Linked DNA regions of Homo sapiens: region 1 is linked to region 2. Evidence: read pairs that join two places in POLR2A ChIA-PET (ENCODE). Cell type or tissue: B cell. All regions are shown on one strand. Each heading gives the region's core, and the rest is flanking DNA. Links, peaks and the distances in the headings are about the cores only.

The links. Peaks named below come from ENCODE experiments on the same cell type or tissue, not always from the same donor. Only the 100,000 strongest peaks of a DNase experiment are listed, where the experiment ranks them.
Region 1: POLR2A ChIA-PET joins it to region 2 with 6 read pairs; 6 of 35 experiments call an interaction of 5 or more read pairs at or near these places.

Annotation. Positions count from the first base shown.
Region 1 is chr11:65,883,590-65,887,826 of GRCh38, reverse strand. It overlaps CTSW (cathepsin W), which reads right to left. Exons shown (of 10, transcript NM_001335.4): 10 at 4,086-4,237. The coding sequence ends at 4,209. It overlaps FIBP (FGF1 intracellular binding protein), which reads left to right. Exons shown (of 10, transcript NM_004214.5): 3 at 101-227; 4 at 1,405-1,505; 5 at 2,164-2,297; 6 at 2,641-2,749; 7 at 2,829-2,892; 8 at 3,171-3,257; 9 at 3,338-3,435; 10 at 3,784-4,087. The coding sequence ends at 3,853. Among named protein-coding and RNA genes, the nearest start is that of FIBP, 2.8 kb to the left of the region's middle. RefSeq lists an enhancer at 2,681-2,740. In B cell, for the core only: CTCF peaks have their summits at 2,784 and 2,987; a DNase peak (open chromatin) is centred at 3,006; H3K27ac peaks cover 423 bases.
Region 2 is chr11:66,130,752-66,142,655 of GRCh38, reverse strand. The region is part of intron 1 of PACS1 (phosphofurin acidic cluster sorting protein 1); the gene reads right to left. Among named protein-coding and RNA genes, the nearest start is that of PACS1, 66 kb to the right of the region's middle. RefSeq lists silencers at 3,587-3,746, 6,751-6,800. In B cell, for the core only: no CTCF peak of the experiment used is centred there; DNase peaks (open chromatin) are centred at 3,587, 4,207 and 4,935; H3K27ac peaks cover 1,884 bases.

The DNA of each region.
Region 1 (4,237 bases), core at 1,738-4,237, 250 kb after region 2:
GTTGAGAGTGGAAGGGGTCAGACCTAGGCCCTGCTAGGCCCCGCCAGACTCCCTTTCCTGTCTTTTATGGAGGGTCAATGGTGTTCTCTGACTCCACAAGGTACTATGCCTTTGATGAGGCCTTTGTTCGGGAGGTGCTGGGCAAGAAGCTGTCCAAAGGCACCAAGAAAGACCTGGATGACATCAGCACCAAAACAGGCATCACCCTCAAGAGCTGCCGGAGACAGGTATGCACTGCATCCACACGGACACAGCATCCCATCTACACTTCACTCCCTCCCTTTGGCCACTGGCCCAGTTCCAGCCTCTGATTGTGGCAGCAGCTTCATACCTAGTCTTCTCCTCCCTTCCCCTTTCCCCTCCTTTTTTTTTTTTTTTTTCGAGATGGAGTCTTGCTCTGTGGCCCAAGCTGGAGTGCAGTGGCGCGACCTCAGCTCACTGCAACCTCCGCCTCCTGGGTTCAGGTAATTCTTGTGCCTCAGCCTCTGCAGTAGCTGAGATTACAGGCGCCCGCTCCCACACCCAGCTAATTTTTGTATTGTTAGTAGAGACAGGGTTTCACCATGTTGGCCAGGCTTGTCTTGAACTCCTGGCCTCAAGTGATCATCCGCCTCGGCCTCCCAAAGTGCTGACATTACAGGCGTGAGCCACCGTGCCTGGCTCCCTGTTGTGCCTTCCAAGCTATCCTGTACTGTATGGCCAGAGTGACCTTTCAGAATGACCTGAAATTTTATCAGACCCCTGATAAACTTTCATTGGCTCCCACTGCCTCCTGGGTAGCAGCTGCACTCCTTGGCTTTGACCTATGGACTGTCCTGTTATCTCATCCCTGCAGACCTCTCTAGGCTTACATTTCTCCAGCCCCAGGCTTTCCTTTACTCATGTTGCTTCTACCTGGAGGGTACTGTTCTTGGCAATATCTACCCCTTGAAATCCAAGACAAGAGGTGAGATGCCACCTTCTCCACAAGCCTTTTTGGTACGCCAGGAAGAAGTAACCCTTCTGGGTCTTTGATGCCTTTCTTTTGTATCTCCTGTGAGCTTTCTGTTTATAGCTTAGCATTTGTTTTTTATTTTTTAGTTTCTAGGGCTTAGCCAGGAAAGTCTCTTCCAACTCAAACTTGTGAAGATCTGGAGAGCATGGTGCTAAAATGGGGTTGGATTTAGAGATAAGATTGAGTAAACATTTATCCAAGGCAAGATACAGCAGGAGTTGCTAAGCATTTGATTTGATAACAAGTACTAATAACTAATAGTTGGTTGAAGGAATAACAAATGCTAAATCAGCATCTGCTGACTGGATAGGTGGATGGGGAAGGGAGAGATGTTCAATAAGTGGTTTATTGGGTGAGCGACACAGTGTACACTCTGACCAGTCCTCTCTTCTACCCTAACTGCCCTGCAGTTTGACAACTTTAAACGGGTCTTCAAGGTGGTAGAGGAAATGCGGGGCTCCCTGGTGGACAATATTCAGCAACACTTCCTCCTCTCTGACCGGTTGGCCAGGTGAGGAGCTAGCCACCTCCCCATCCCGCACACTACTTCCTGGGCCCGGAGGCTCGTCCACCTTCCCTACCCCAAACCTTCTGACCTCCTGAGTATGCTGGGGGAATGATTATCCCACTTTTGGTCTGTACTTTTTTTTTTTTTTTTTTTTTAATGAGACGGAGTTTCACTCTTGTTGCCCAGGCTGGAATGCAATGGTGCAATCTTGGCTCACTGCAACCTCTGCCTCCTGGTTCAAGCAATTCTGCCTCAGCCTCCCGAGTAGCTGGGATTACAGGCTTGAGCCACCGCACCCAGCTTGGTCTGTACTTTGGACCAGACTGACCTGGATTCAAAGCACAGTCCAGCGATTTCCAGCTGGGCTGTTGAGAGGTACCATATGTAAAGCCCATGGCACAGCCCTGGCACTTAGGAAGTGCTCAGTAGATAGTAACTGTTACCCTTATGGTCTCCCACTGTATCCACTAGTAAACTTGAGCTGGAACCTTCTCTTCGCACAGATGGGGAAGGGTCATAGAGAAGTGACTTGAGACACGTCACACAGTGACTTGAGGCAGAGAGAGGCCAGAACTCGGACACCCAGCTGAGGTTGCAGGTGGGAGCTGCTTCCTAAGAAGGAATTTCAAGCCCTAAGAGGACCCTCCTCTCGTCTGTGCAGGGACTATGCAGCCATCGTCTTCTTTGCTAACAACCGCTTTGAGACAGGGAAGAAAAAACTGCAGTATCTGAGCTTCGGTGACTTTGCCTTCTGCGCTGAGCTCATGATCCAAAACTGGACCCTTGGAGCCGTCGGTGAGGCCCCCACTGACCCAGGTGCCTGGACGCCTCCCCATCCTCAGGACCTGATTCCCCACCAGTAGTTTCTCCCACAGGCCCTCAGTTCCTGGCATCCGCTCCTGTTCATGGCCCCCACCCAGGCTCCCCCTGCCCATAGAATGTTTTCCCCACACACACCTTGTCTGCAGACAAAGGGCCCATTGCCTCTCTGTGGCCTGGGGCATGTCACTCCATCTCTCTGACACTCCATTTCCTCTTTTGTCCCCAGGGGGGAAATAAGGTGGTGGGTGAGGAAAGGCTTAGGCTATCACAGGAGGGGTTTTTATCACCCACCCCCACCCCCTTCATGGCCTCACAGACTCACAGATGGATGACATGGACATGGACTTAGACAAGGAATTTCTCCAGGACTTGAAGGAGCTCAAGGTGCTAGTGGCTGACAAGGACCTTCTGGACCTGCACAAGAGGTGACCTTGTAGGGGCCCATGGGGCGGGGCCTGCAGTAGGGGCCCAGGTGGCTATAGGCGTGACCCTGTCTCTCTGCAGCCTGGTGTGCACTGCTCTCCGGGGAAAGCTGGGCGTCTTCTCTGAGATGGAAGCCAACTTCAAGGTCTGTGGTCCCATCCAGCCTCTGACCCTTGGCATCTTCAGCCTCCAGTTCGCCACCCCTACCGGGCAGCTCTGCCCCTGCCAGGGATTGGCCGGCAGGTGGCACTGCTGCTCCCTCTGGTGGCCGCTGACGGGAGCAGCTCATAAACAATGGGGACTTGGTTGATGGAGGGAGGTGGATGGATCTGGGGAGGGGCCTGCTCCTCCTCCCCCAGCTTCTGTGCTCAGCTGCCAACTTCTGGGGCAGAAAGCAGAGCTCCAAGGATCCCTGCCCCACAGAACCTGTCCCGGGGGCTGGTGAACGTGGCCGCCAAGCTGACCCACAATAAAGATGTCAGAGACCTGTTTGTGGACCTCGTGGAGAAGGTGAGCTGTCGTGCTCTCTGACACCCAACCTGGTCTGTCCCTGGCCTATACAAGTGCTAAGTATTCTCTTGGGCCCGCAGTTTGTGGAACCCTGCCGCTCCGACCACTGGCCACTCAGCGACGTGCGGTTCTTCCTGAATCAGTATTCAGCGTCTGTCCACTCCCTCGATGGCTTCCGGTGAGCAGCCCTGTCCTCCTGTCCAGCTTGGCTTTGCCCCAGCCTGCCACCTGCCAGGACCTCGCCTCCTGCAGACTCAAGGTTCCCCATTCTGCTACCCTGGGGGTGGGACCAAAGTCTCTGGACCAAAGCTCTGGCTCTCCCTCTTAGAAGCTGTGTGATTTGGGGCAGGTTTCTTAACCTCTCCATGCCTCAGTTTCCTCATGTACAAACTAGGGTTCATCATGAGAAGAATTGTAAGGATTTTCTAAGGGCAAAATGAATGAAGGTGTAGAAAGCACGCAGGGCAGGGCCTCCATCACGGTGAGTGTTGTGAAAACTCAGCTGTCACTGTTCATGTTCTTACAGACACCAGGCCCTCTGGGACCGCTACATGGGCACCCTCCGCGGCTGCCTCCTGCGCCTGTATCATGACTGAGGTGCCTCCCAACGCTCCGCCCACGCTGACAATAAAGTTGCTCTGAGTTTGGAGACTGGTCCTCGCTCCGGGGAGCAAGTGGGGGGCGTGCAGATGTGCCTGTGTCTGTCTCTGAGCACCTGGTGTCCGTGTACAAGGATGGATGTGTACAGTGGCTCCTTGGGAACTGAGACATATCTCAGGGAATGGTGTCTGTGCTCAGCCCATCCACCAGAAGAGTCTGCTCACAAGCCAGAGGTCTTGTCTTGGTTTATTCAGGCTGTATTGAGATTGGGAGGATGGGCAAAAACCTGGGGGTGGGGCTGGCAAGGAGGCAGTTGGCCTAACAGGACAGAGCTGAGGGGGCCAGGTGGGTTCAGGGAGGGCAGGAGACTCGGGGCTTCA
Region 2 (11,904 bases), core at 3,545-6,044:
TTATCTCCTTCCTCTTTTTTTTTTTTTTTTTTTAATAAAATGCTGATAAGCCAGACGCAGTGCCTCACGCCTGTAGTCCCAGCACCTTGGGAGGCCAAGGTGGGAGGATTGCCTGAGCTCAGGAGTTCAAGACCAGCCTGGGCACCATGGCGAAACCCCATCCCTACTAAAAAATACAAAAAATTAGCTGGGCGTGGTGGCAAGTGCCCATGGTCCCAGCTACTCAGAAGGATCAGGCGTGAGGATCAGGTGGCGGTTGCAGTGAGCCGAGATTGCGGCATTGCACTCCAGCCTGGGCGACAGTGTGAGACCTTGTCTCACCCAAAAAAATAAAAATTAAAATTAAAAAATGCTGATTCTTAAGCGATGAACACATTTTACCTGGGTTTTGGAAAAAATATATGCAGCCCAGCTGGGCAGTGACTGCACACCCAGCACACATTGGTACAGAACAATGTCCATAATCCCAGCACTCTGGGAGCCGGGGCAAGAGGATCAGTTGAGCCCAGGAGAGCAGCCTGGACAACATATCAAAACTGCATCTCTGGCCGGGAGCGGTGACTCATGCCTGTAATCCCAGCACTTTCGGAGGCTAAGGCAGGCAGATCTCTTGAGGTCAGGAGTTTGAGACCAGCCCAGAGGCCAACAATGGTGAAACCCCGTCTCTACTAAAAATACAAAAATTAGCTGGGTGTGGTGGTGGGCGCCTATAATCCCAGCTACTCAGGAGGCTGAGGCAGGAGAATCGCTTGAACCCGGGAGACAGAGGCTGCCGTGAGCTGAGATGTGCCACTGCACTCCATTCTGGGTGACAAAGTGAGATTCCGTCTCAAAAAACAAAACAAAACAAACAAAAAACAACTGCATCTCTACAAAAAACAACAAAAAATAGCTAGGTGTGGTGGCACATACCTGTAGGGCCCATTACGTAGGAGGCTGAGGCACCAGGATCACTGGAGCCCAGAAGTCTGAGGTTACAATGAGCATTTTTTTTTTTTTTTTGAGATGGAGTCTCATTCTGTTGCCCAGGCTAGAGTACAGTGGTGTGATCTCGGCTCACTGTAGCCTCCGCCTCCTGGGTTCAAGTGATTCTCCTGCCTCAGCTACCTGAGTGGCCAGGACTACAGGCACCCACCACCATGCCCGCCTAATTTTTATATTTTTAGTAGAGATGGGGTTCTACCATGTTGGTCAGGCTGGCCTCAAACTCCTGATCTCAGGTGATCCGCCCGCCTTGGTATCTGAAACTGCTGGGATTACAGGGGTAAGCAACAGTGCCTGGCCTACAATGAGCTTTCATTGCACCACTGCACTCTAGCCTGGGCCACACGGCGAGACCCTGTCTCTGGGGAAAAAAAAGGAAAAATGCATATAAATATATTTAATCTGTTCTGTGTTAATAACATTAGGAATGTGAAAAAGCATTCCAAACTCATCAAAGGAGAACTTAAAGATATAAAAGTAATATTTCATTAAACATACAAAAAGTTCAAGATACATAAAATTTTAAGACTTCATAAAATAGAACATTGCTGAATAAAAGAAAACAAAATGTGTAATGTACATAAAATATACAAATGTGAATTTATTCTTTGCATTTTAACAGCAAGAAATTGGAAACAATCTGAAGTCCATCAGTAAATAAGTTTCTAGTTAAATTATGGTAGAACCATACAATAAGATACCACGATATGTATGGTAGATCCATACAATAAGATACCAATAAGAAAGAAAACCAAAAAAAGCTCTTCATGTGGACATGTGGAAAGATCTCCAAGATTAATTTTTTCATGAAAAAACAAAATCAAGGTGCAGAACAATGTCCATAGTATGTTAACATTAATTTGTTTTAAGGTGAGAAAGAGACACTATATATAATTATATATAAATAAATTTATGTTTGCTTGTATTACATAAAAATAGTTGGAAAGATGCACAAGAAACTAATAAAGTACTTTTACTAATTTGGCAGGGTTGGAGGGGTGAGGAAAATTGGGAACTGAGCAGATGGGGAATTAAGGGGAGGACACTACTCGCTGTGTATCTCCTTCTATATCTTTTGAATTTTGAACCTTGTAAATGTATTGCCTATTCACACATTTAAAAAAACGAAACAAAGTGTTCTACCCAGTGGGCATCCCTCTCTCAGCCATGCACCGTGACGGCAGAGTACAAGTTACAAGTCATGCCTGAGTCTGGGAGGTCCACGGTTGGGAATCCATCACTGGCTTTTGTGAGCAAGGCAGGTCACGCGGATACAAAGCATCTTTCCCTGTCTGCTGAAGTAAAATCCATGAATAACTTCTCCAAACATTCCTAACCAAAACTCTCATATGTTAGGAAAAAGTTCCGAACTAGAGCTCAGTCAAAAATCTCCTCGGTTTGCAAGCACAGCTGTAGAGCTAAAGCTTCAGCACCCTCTAAAAGCTTGTCAGAAATGCAGACTTATAGGTCCCACCCCAGGCCAGCTGAATCAGAATCTGCATTTTAACGAGACACCCAGAACATTCTTACCCGCATTAGAGTTTGAGAAGCACTGAGCTATGGTCCACTTTCAATTAAGGTTTTTACCACATCAGAGTTGGATTTTGAGCAAAAGCCACGTTATCAGATTCAGTACGTGGGTAAAGGTTGGTTTTGCCAAATACAAGTAGGCCTTCTCCTGTAGTTTGGCACCACTTGAGTAACTACTGTCAATATTTGCAACTTTACAACCACTATGGAGAACAGTTTGGAGGTTCCTCCAAAAATAAAAACAGAGCTACCTTACAATCCAGCAATCCCATTGCTAGGTATATACCCCAAATAAAGGAAATCAGTATAGAAAAGAGGTCTCTGCATTCCCATGTTTACTGCAGCACTATTCACAGTAGGCAAGATTTGAAAGCAAGTGTCTATCAACAGATGAATGGATAAATAAATGCAGTACATATATATACAATGGAGTACTATTTGGCCACAAAAAAGAATGTGATCCTTTGGATGGATGGATGAAACATGGATGGAACTAGATCATTATGTTAAATAAAATAAGCCAGGCACAGCAAGACAAACTTCACATGTTCTCACTTACTTGTGAGAGCTAAAAATTAATACAATTAAACTCATGGAGACAAAGAGTAGAAGGATGGTTACCACAGGCTGGGAAGGGTAGTGGTGGGGTTAGGGGGGTGGATGGGAGGGAAGTGGGGAGGGCTAATGGATTAAAAAAAAAAGTTACAAAGCATGAATAAGACCTAATATTTGCTAGCACAACAGGGTGACTATAGTACAAAATAATTTAATTATACATTTTAAAGTAACTAAAAAGTATAACTGGATTGTCTGTAACACAAAGGATAAATGCTTGAGTTGGACACCCCACTTACCCTCATGTGATTATTATGCATTGCCTGCCTGTATCAAAACAAATGCAACCCATAAATATATACACCCACTATGTACCCACAAACATGAAAATTAAAAATTTATATATTTCGGGCTTAGCCACCACTATCTCAAGCACATCATGAAAACTAAAGGTAAACAGTAGCATGATGTTTTCAGGTTGCAAGCACTGGTTTCATAACAGGCTGTAAATTAATCCTAAAAGTCAGAACTTCTCTTTTTCAGTGGTTCTCAAACTTTGGTGTGCCTAAGGGTCGCCTGGGGAACCTGTTTAAAAATACAGACAGCGGCCAGGCACAGTGGCTCACACCTGTAATCCCAGCACTTTGGGAGGCTGAGGCGGGCGGATCATGAGGTCAAGATATCGAGACCATCCTGGCCAACATGGTGAAACCCTGTCTCTACTAAAAATACAAAAATTAGCTGGGCGTGGTGGCGCATGTCTGTAGTCCCAGCTACTCGGGAGGCTGAGGCAGGAGAATCACTTGAACCCGGGAGGCGGAGGTTGCAGTGAGCCAAGATCGCGCCACTGCACTCCAGCTTGGGCGACAGAGCAAGACTTTGTCTCGAAAAAAAAAAAAAGTGCAGACAGCAAGAGCTCACCTCTCAAGAGTCCTATTTAGTAGCTTCATCAGCAGTAAGCCTAACAATAATAAGAAACACAATATCAGGGCTGGGATTAGGGTGAGGCAAGCAAGGGACCCAGGGTACAAAACTTAAAGAAGTGCTTGCTCTCAGGTTTGTGCAAGTGCCAAGACAGTAAGTGCCTCCTCACACACTTCGTGGGGCATGTCACTTGACTCACTCTAGTCTTGGTCCTGCAAAGTATAGGGTAGTCCATGGACCATCAGCATCAGCATGGCCTGGGGACTTATTAAAAATGCAAAAGCCGTCTGGGCACCATAGCTCACCCTGTAATCCCACTTTGGGTGGTTGCTTGGGGACAGGATTTCAATACCAGCCCAGGTAATATGGCAAGACTCCCATCTCTGTAAAAAAATTTTTTTTAATTACCTGGGCATGGTGGCAGAAGTCTACAGTCCTATCTACTAAGAAGGCTGAGGCAGGAGCATCACTTCAGTCCATGAGTTTGAGGCTGCAGTGAGCCATGATCAGGCCACTGCACTCTAGCCTGAGTGACAGAGTGTGATACTGTCCAATAAATAAATAAATAAATAAATAAACGGGGCAAAATCTTGGCCTACCCCAGACCTACTGAATCAGAATTTGCATTTTATGCTGGGTGCTGTGGCTCATGTCTGTAATACCAGCATTCTAGAAGCCCAAGGCAGGTGGATCACCTGAGGTCAGGAGTTCAAGACCAGCCTGGCCAACATGGTGAAACCCCGTCTCTACTAAAAATAAAAAAAGAATTTGCATTTTAACAAGATTCTCAGGTTATTCCTGTTCACATTAAAGTCTGAGAAACAATGAATAGAAGGGATGCTCAAATTTAGTTCTGCAACTGAAACCAAAACCCTAAGCACTTTTTAACCTATCATGCTGCATTTCTAAAATAGGAAACAGTGAGTAATGGCTCTCCACTGGAGTCCAAAGGACAGCCCTACAATGGCCAATATTATTGTCACCCCTTGGTCAATGGCCTGGATAATGACATAAGAGATGCTTATTAACCTGCAGGTGGCACAAAAGAGGAGGCTGCTGAGGCAGGAAGGAGCAGAGTCAGACCATCCTGACCGGCTGGATGCCAGGTAAGCACATAACAAGTTTTACATTTAGGTTAAAAATTTCAGTAATGAAGGTATAAGATGTGTGTGGTGGTTTGCTTGGAAATAAAACATATGAAACACTCTAGGAATAAATCCAAAAGTGTGTCATGAATTTAATATAATGGCATTTCAAAACAGGAAAAAATGAGTAATTCAATAATGTTGGAGTAACTAGACAGCTAGCTGGAAAAAAATTAATTTGAACCCCTACCTCACATCTTATCTTAAAATAAATTCTAGATGCATAAAAGATTTAAGTACACACACACACACACAAACACAAACACACACACTCACACAAATCCATTTAAGTACTAGCAGAAAATATGGGTATTTTTTAAACAGCCTCAAGTGGACAAGGCCTTTCTAAGTATGAATAAACTCCAAACACATGAAGTCCAGAGGTCATTTTAAAAAAGATGGCTACATTTTATTACATTAAAGAAAAACTTCTGCACGGCAAACACCAATGTAAACAGAGCTTGGAGACAAATGACGAAATGGTGGGGGGGGGGGCAATTTGTGACTCATATCCAAGACATAGGGCTATTTTCAAAAATCCCCAAAAATCAAGAAGAAAAAAGCCCAACAAGCCAAGAGAAAAGTGGGCAATGCTGAGGCTGGAGAGCCTACGGAGGCCGGGCACTGTCCTCCAATAGCTGAAGACCACTTCTGTGGGAGTGAAAAAACTGAGTCATTCATTTCTACAAATGGTTAAATCAGGACTTAGGGTGGAAATTCCCATGAGTTAAGTTTTAGCCGAACATAGAGAACTTATTAATAATTCGGGCAGTCCATACAATGGAATGGGCCTGCTTAAAAAACTGCTGAATTCTTGTTCAGTGGAAGCACTCGGGCCAAGGCTAGATGAGGGTCAACTTGTATGAAGTTTTTTGGAAGGCATGAGATGGGAAACTAAACTGCACGATTACTGAGGGTGCTTAAAACCCTAAAATTATGCAATTCTATTCAAAGACTACATCCGCTCTGGAAAAGATAGGAGAATAAATCAAATAATGATGGGCTATCACAGCTCCATAAAGACTGAAAGCCATGGTGCTCATCACTCCTAGCTTTTTATTCTAAGTAGGGTGTTCTCTGGAGTGGGGATGTTAGAGGATATGAAGGTTTTGTTAAATCATAACTCCTGCACTCAGGAATATTTTGGTTTGTTTTGGTTTTTGGTGTGTGTGTGTGTGTGTGTGTGTGTGTGTGACAGTGGGATTGGGCAGTCCTGTTTCACATTCTTGGCGTGTGTGTGTGTGTGTGTGTGTGTTAGCGGGATTGGGCAGTCCTGTTTCACATTCCTCTCCTGGGCTCCCCAAACACTGAAAGCAACAGCACAATTTTGAAAGAGAGTGAATTAGTGCTGGAGGGTTGAGTGTGAGGTCTCAGCAGCATAGCCACATAACCCGTAGGACGTACTTACGTATCTACGTCATTTACGACAGTCCAATTATGAGCTAAAAGTCACAGACAAATCAGTAGCTCAATAATTCAACTGACAGGTGGACAGTGTTTCAGAAGCTAGTCTGGAAGGCACGTGGGCAGAATCTGAAACCACGTTAAGAGGAGCGCAGGAGGCTGGGTGTAGTGGCTCACGCCTGTAATCCCAGCACTTTGGGAGGCCAAGTGGGGTGGATCACTTGAGGTCAGGAGTTCGAGACCAGCCTGGCCAACATGGTGAAACCCCGTCTCTACTAAAAATACAAAAATTAGCCAGGCATGGTGGTAGGCACCTGTAATCCCAGCTACTCGGGAGGCTGAGACAGAAGAATTGCTTGAACCCAGGAGGTGGAGGTTGCACTGAGTTGAGATTGCACCACTGCACTCTAGCCTGGGTGACAGAGCAAGGCTCTGTCTCAAAAAAAAAAAAAAAGCGCAGGAGAGGAGGCCAGCAGGGATGAGGGCAGGCCTCAGGCAGCCATGGTACATGCTGAACCTGTGCACAGTGTGTCTGGGTGACAGTGCTGGCATGTTTTCCACACAGAAAATCGCTCTGTAATACTAGTAATTTATCAACTAAAGTTAAAATGAAGAACTTTCATTTATCTTGAGTTCTAAAGCTTAAGCCAAAGCAATTTTAGTTGGAGAAAGCTGAGGAGCTAACAAAAACCCATAAAGATTCTGAAGGGCGTGCCTTACCTATCTCAGAGCTCGTGAAGATGGCAACCATGAGTCCTTAGCGTGGCTTCTAATTTCTCTTCAAAATCAAGGGCTTCCTTTCTTTTTGATATGGACACACCACTAAGTACTCTTTAGCCATTACCAGGACAAGCTTTTAGTTCAAAATATAATGAAAAGAATGAGTGGTGAGAAGAAATAAGATTTTTTTTTTTGAGATGGAGTCTATCTCTATTGCCCAGGCTGGAGTGCAGCGATGTGACCTCAGCTCACTGCAACCTCCACATCCCGGGTTCAAGCCATCCTCCTGCCTCAGACTCCCAAGTAGCTGGAGTAGCACCACACCTGGCTAATTTTTGTATTTTTAGTAGAGACAGGGTTTCACCATGATGGCCAGGCTGGTCTCGAACTCCTGACCTCAGGTGATCCACCTACCTCAGCCTCCCAAAATGCTGGGATTACAGGCGTGAGCCACTGCACTTGGCTGAAATAAGATATTTTTGAGGTAAGAGAGCAATAAATAAGGAAGAAACAAGAAACCCAAAGAGGAGATAAGAAGGATTATCTCCGGCATAATTATCTAAGATTCAAGACAGAATAAAAGTGAGTAATTGCTGGGGAGTGAAGGGAATCCCCAGTGATAGTGAGAAAAAGATGACACCGTGACCAAGTTTCTACACTGGCCATCAGGGGGCACCATCGGTCAGAACAACGCCCTGGCGCCAGGGTACAGGGAGCCCTACCCAACTGGACTTCCATATGTACAGGCTGCTCCCACTTTGGGAACACATACTAAACTATAAGCCATTGGAAATGCTTTTACAGCCAGATTAAGAGAGAAAAAAAAATACATCAAAAACAAACACAAACCCATCTGTCCCTATATTTGTACATCCAAATCAGAAATGGCAACGATACGTAGCGTGTCATTTGGATCCTAGAAGTAGGGAGGGCCAGAGAAAGCTGAAGAAATTTCATCACCTAGCCAGGTGTAGTGGCAGGCACCTGTAGGTCCCAGCTACTAGGGAGGCTGAGGCACAAGAATCACTTGAACCTGGGAGGCAGAGGTTGCAGTGAGCCGAGCGAGATTGCTCCACTGCACTCCAGCTTGGGGGACAGAGCGAGACTCCGTCTCAAAAAAAAAAAAAAAAAAAAAAAAAGAAAAAGAAAAAGAAAAAGAAATTTAATCACCGAGTCCCTGTTACTGAAACTCAGCCGGCCTCACAACAGTCGAGGGCAGCAGCACAGTGGGGCAGTGGACTCCGCACAAGGGGATGGTGGGGAATTACGCTAATGGGGATTTCAGGGAGCACAGAGAGGAACCTGGAACAATGACAATGTGATCAATGCCTCAGGAATAGGCATTTCATGCTTATGTTAGAGCTAGGTTCTCATATCTTTAAGAAATTAGAATAAACATGGGGTATATATCACAGGCATCTGAAGAAGGAAGTCAACAACTTGCCCAGTATCACACTTAGCCAGGACAAGTATCTGTCTGGCTTGCTAATCCAGTTTCTTTCCATTAGATATTTTTATAAATAATTAAATTTGTGATGGGAAAAAAAAGAAGAAAGCATTGCTTTAAGGTACATTTAACAAAAAAGTCTGGCTGGGCGCAGTGGCTCACACCTGTAATCCCAGCACTTTGGGGGGTTGAGATAGGAGGATCGCTTGAGGCCAGAAGTTTCAGACCAGTCTGACCGACAGATGTGGAACTCCATCTCTACAAAAAAATTGAAAAGTTAGCTGGGTGTAGTGGTGTGTGCCTATAGTTCCTGCTACCCTGGAGGACAGCTTGAACACAGGAATCGGAGGCTGCAGTGAGCTATGATAGCGCCACCCCAGCCTGGGCATGGTCTTCAGACTCAGACCTGCTGGCAGGCAAAAATCTTTCAATGACATCTCTGGATCTACATCAGGTTATAAACCACGGACATTATCAGCTGTTCCAGTGACCTGCATCGAGGTTGGCAAGATCCTTTGCCCCAAGCATCTGTGCACAGTGATGCCTCCAGCAGCCACTAGTGAAGCCAAGGAGCAGAACATAGGAAAAAAACTCAGCTCCTCCATCTGGCAGCATATGGCTAGCCAGACCTAGTGCTCTATCTTGCAAAACTAGCTATAAAGCTGAGGTGAGAGTCTTTAATGAATAAATGCAACAAATAAACTCTGCAAAGCAGAGTAATAATGGCTATACGAAGACAGGTGACACGGGTTAGAGTAGCAGCAGGAGGCCATAAAGTGCCCAGGACAGATTCCAGAAATTTTCTGGAGTCAGAATGTATAGAACTTGCTGATAGATTGCACACACAGAGCATGAAAAAGAAGCAAAGATGACTCCGGGGTTTTTGGCTTGAGCAACAGGGTGGAAGGCAGCACCATTTACAGTCGGCCCTCTGTACCCACAGGTTCCATATCCATGGATCAAAAATATTTAGGAAAAAAGCCAGGTGCCATGGCTCACTTCTGTAATCCCAGCACTTTGGGAGGCCAAGGCAGGGAGATCACTTGAGGTCACGAGTTCGAGACCAGCCTGGCCAACATGGTGAAACTCCGTCTCTACTAAAAATACAAAATTAGCTGGGCGTGGTGGCATGTGCCTGTAATCCCAGCTAATCAGCAGACTAAGGCATGAGAATTGCTTGAACCTGGGAGGCGGAGGTTGCAGTGAGCAGAGATCCCACCACTGCACTCTAGCCTGGGCAAGAGAGTAAAACTCCATCTCAAGAAGTATGTACCTATATGTATATTTAGGGGGAAAAAAAGGCTGGTTGCATCTATACTGAACATGTACAGACTTTTTTTTTCTTGTTTATTCCCTAAATAATACAGTATAACAACAATTTACATAGCATTTACATTGTATTAACTATTATAAGTATTCAAGAGATTAAAGTACGAGGGAGGATGTGTGTAGGTTATATGCAAATACAGTGTCACTATATAAGGAACTTAAGCATCTGTGGATTTTGGTATCTGTATTAATCCGTTTTCACACTGCTATAAAGATACTACATGAGACTGGGTAATTTATAAAGGAAAGGGTTTTAATTGACTCGCAGTTCCACAAGGTAGGGGAGGCCTCAGGAAACTCACAATCATCGTGAAGGGGAAGCAAGCATGGACTGTCTCACATGGTGGCAGGAGACAGAGGTGTGTGAGAGCGCAGGAAAAAAGCACCATTTATAAAACCATCAGATCTTGTGAGAATTCATTCACTGTCACAAGAACAGCATGGAAGAAACCGCCCCCATAATCCAGTCACTTGCCATCAGGTTCCTCCCTTAACACTCAGGGATTACAATTCAAGATGAGATTTGAGTGGGGACACACAGCTAACCTATATCAGTATCCATTGTGGAGGGCTGCTCGTGGAACCAATCCCCCAGAGATACCAAGGGACAAGTGTACTTAGATGAATAAAGATTGGGAGAGGAACAGATTTTTTTTTTTTAATGAGGAAGGGATAAAATAAGTTTTAGCAATGCTAAGTTTGAGATATCTGTTAGATATTTAGGTGGGGCTATCAGGTAGACAGTGAGTATACAAATTTAGAGATCAGAGAAAAAATCAAACTGGAGATGTAAATTTGAGACACATATAAACCTAATTAGAAGAAAATACAGGATAATGCCTTTTTTTTTTACATAGAGATGGAGTCTTGCTATGTTGCCCAGGCTGGTCTCGAACTCCTGGCTTCAAGCAATCCTTCCACCTTGGCCTCCCAAAGTGCTGGGATTACAGTCATGAGCCACCACGCCTGGCCCAGAAAAGATTTCTTAAGTAAGACATCAAAAAGCACAAATCTTTATAAATGGAAAAACCAAAGGAAATGTCTAAATTAAAACAAAAGATTTCTGCTGAATAAAGGACACCACAAACAAAGTTAGCAGGTAGATGAGGGACAGAAGAAGACATCTGAAACATTTATAACTGCCTTAGGATTAATAGCTACAATATATAAGAAACTCTACTGGAAAAATGGGAAAATGATATGACCAGGTCATTCATAAAAGGAAAATCCAAAGACTACCCAGTATATACAGAAATCTAGCCATGCTCATTAGTAATCAGAGAAATGTGAGTTTAAAAAGATATTAATAACATGTGAAACCTGCCAAACTCACAAAAGTTTTAAAGTCAAATACTAAGGACTGCACTTAGTAGTGGAAATACAAATTAAGCAATCATGCATTACTTAGTGAAATTAAATATGATTATACTCTGTGACCCAACAATGATACTTGTTGGTATTTAGCCAGAGAAACTCTTGTACAAGTTCGTAAGAAGACATATATGAGGATCTTCTTATTAATTTATTTAGTTTTATCTTTTTTTTTGAGACAGTCTCACTCTGTTGCCCAGGCTGGAGTGCAGTGGTGGCACAATCAAGGCTCACTGCAGCCTGAACGTCCTGGGCTCAAGCGATCCTCCCACCCCAGTCTCTCAAGTAGCTGGGACCACAGGCACATGCCACTGTGCTCAACTAAGTTTTTAATTTCTGGCAGAGATGAGGTTTTTGTCACATTGCCCGGGTTGGTCTCGAACTCCTGGGCTCAAGCGATCCTTCTGCCTCAGCCTCCCCAAAGTTCTGAGACTATAAGTGTGAGCCACTATACCCACAGAGCATTGTTTGTGGTACAGGGAGAACAAATAAGGT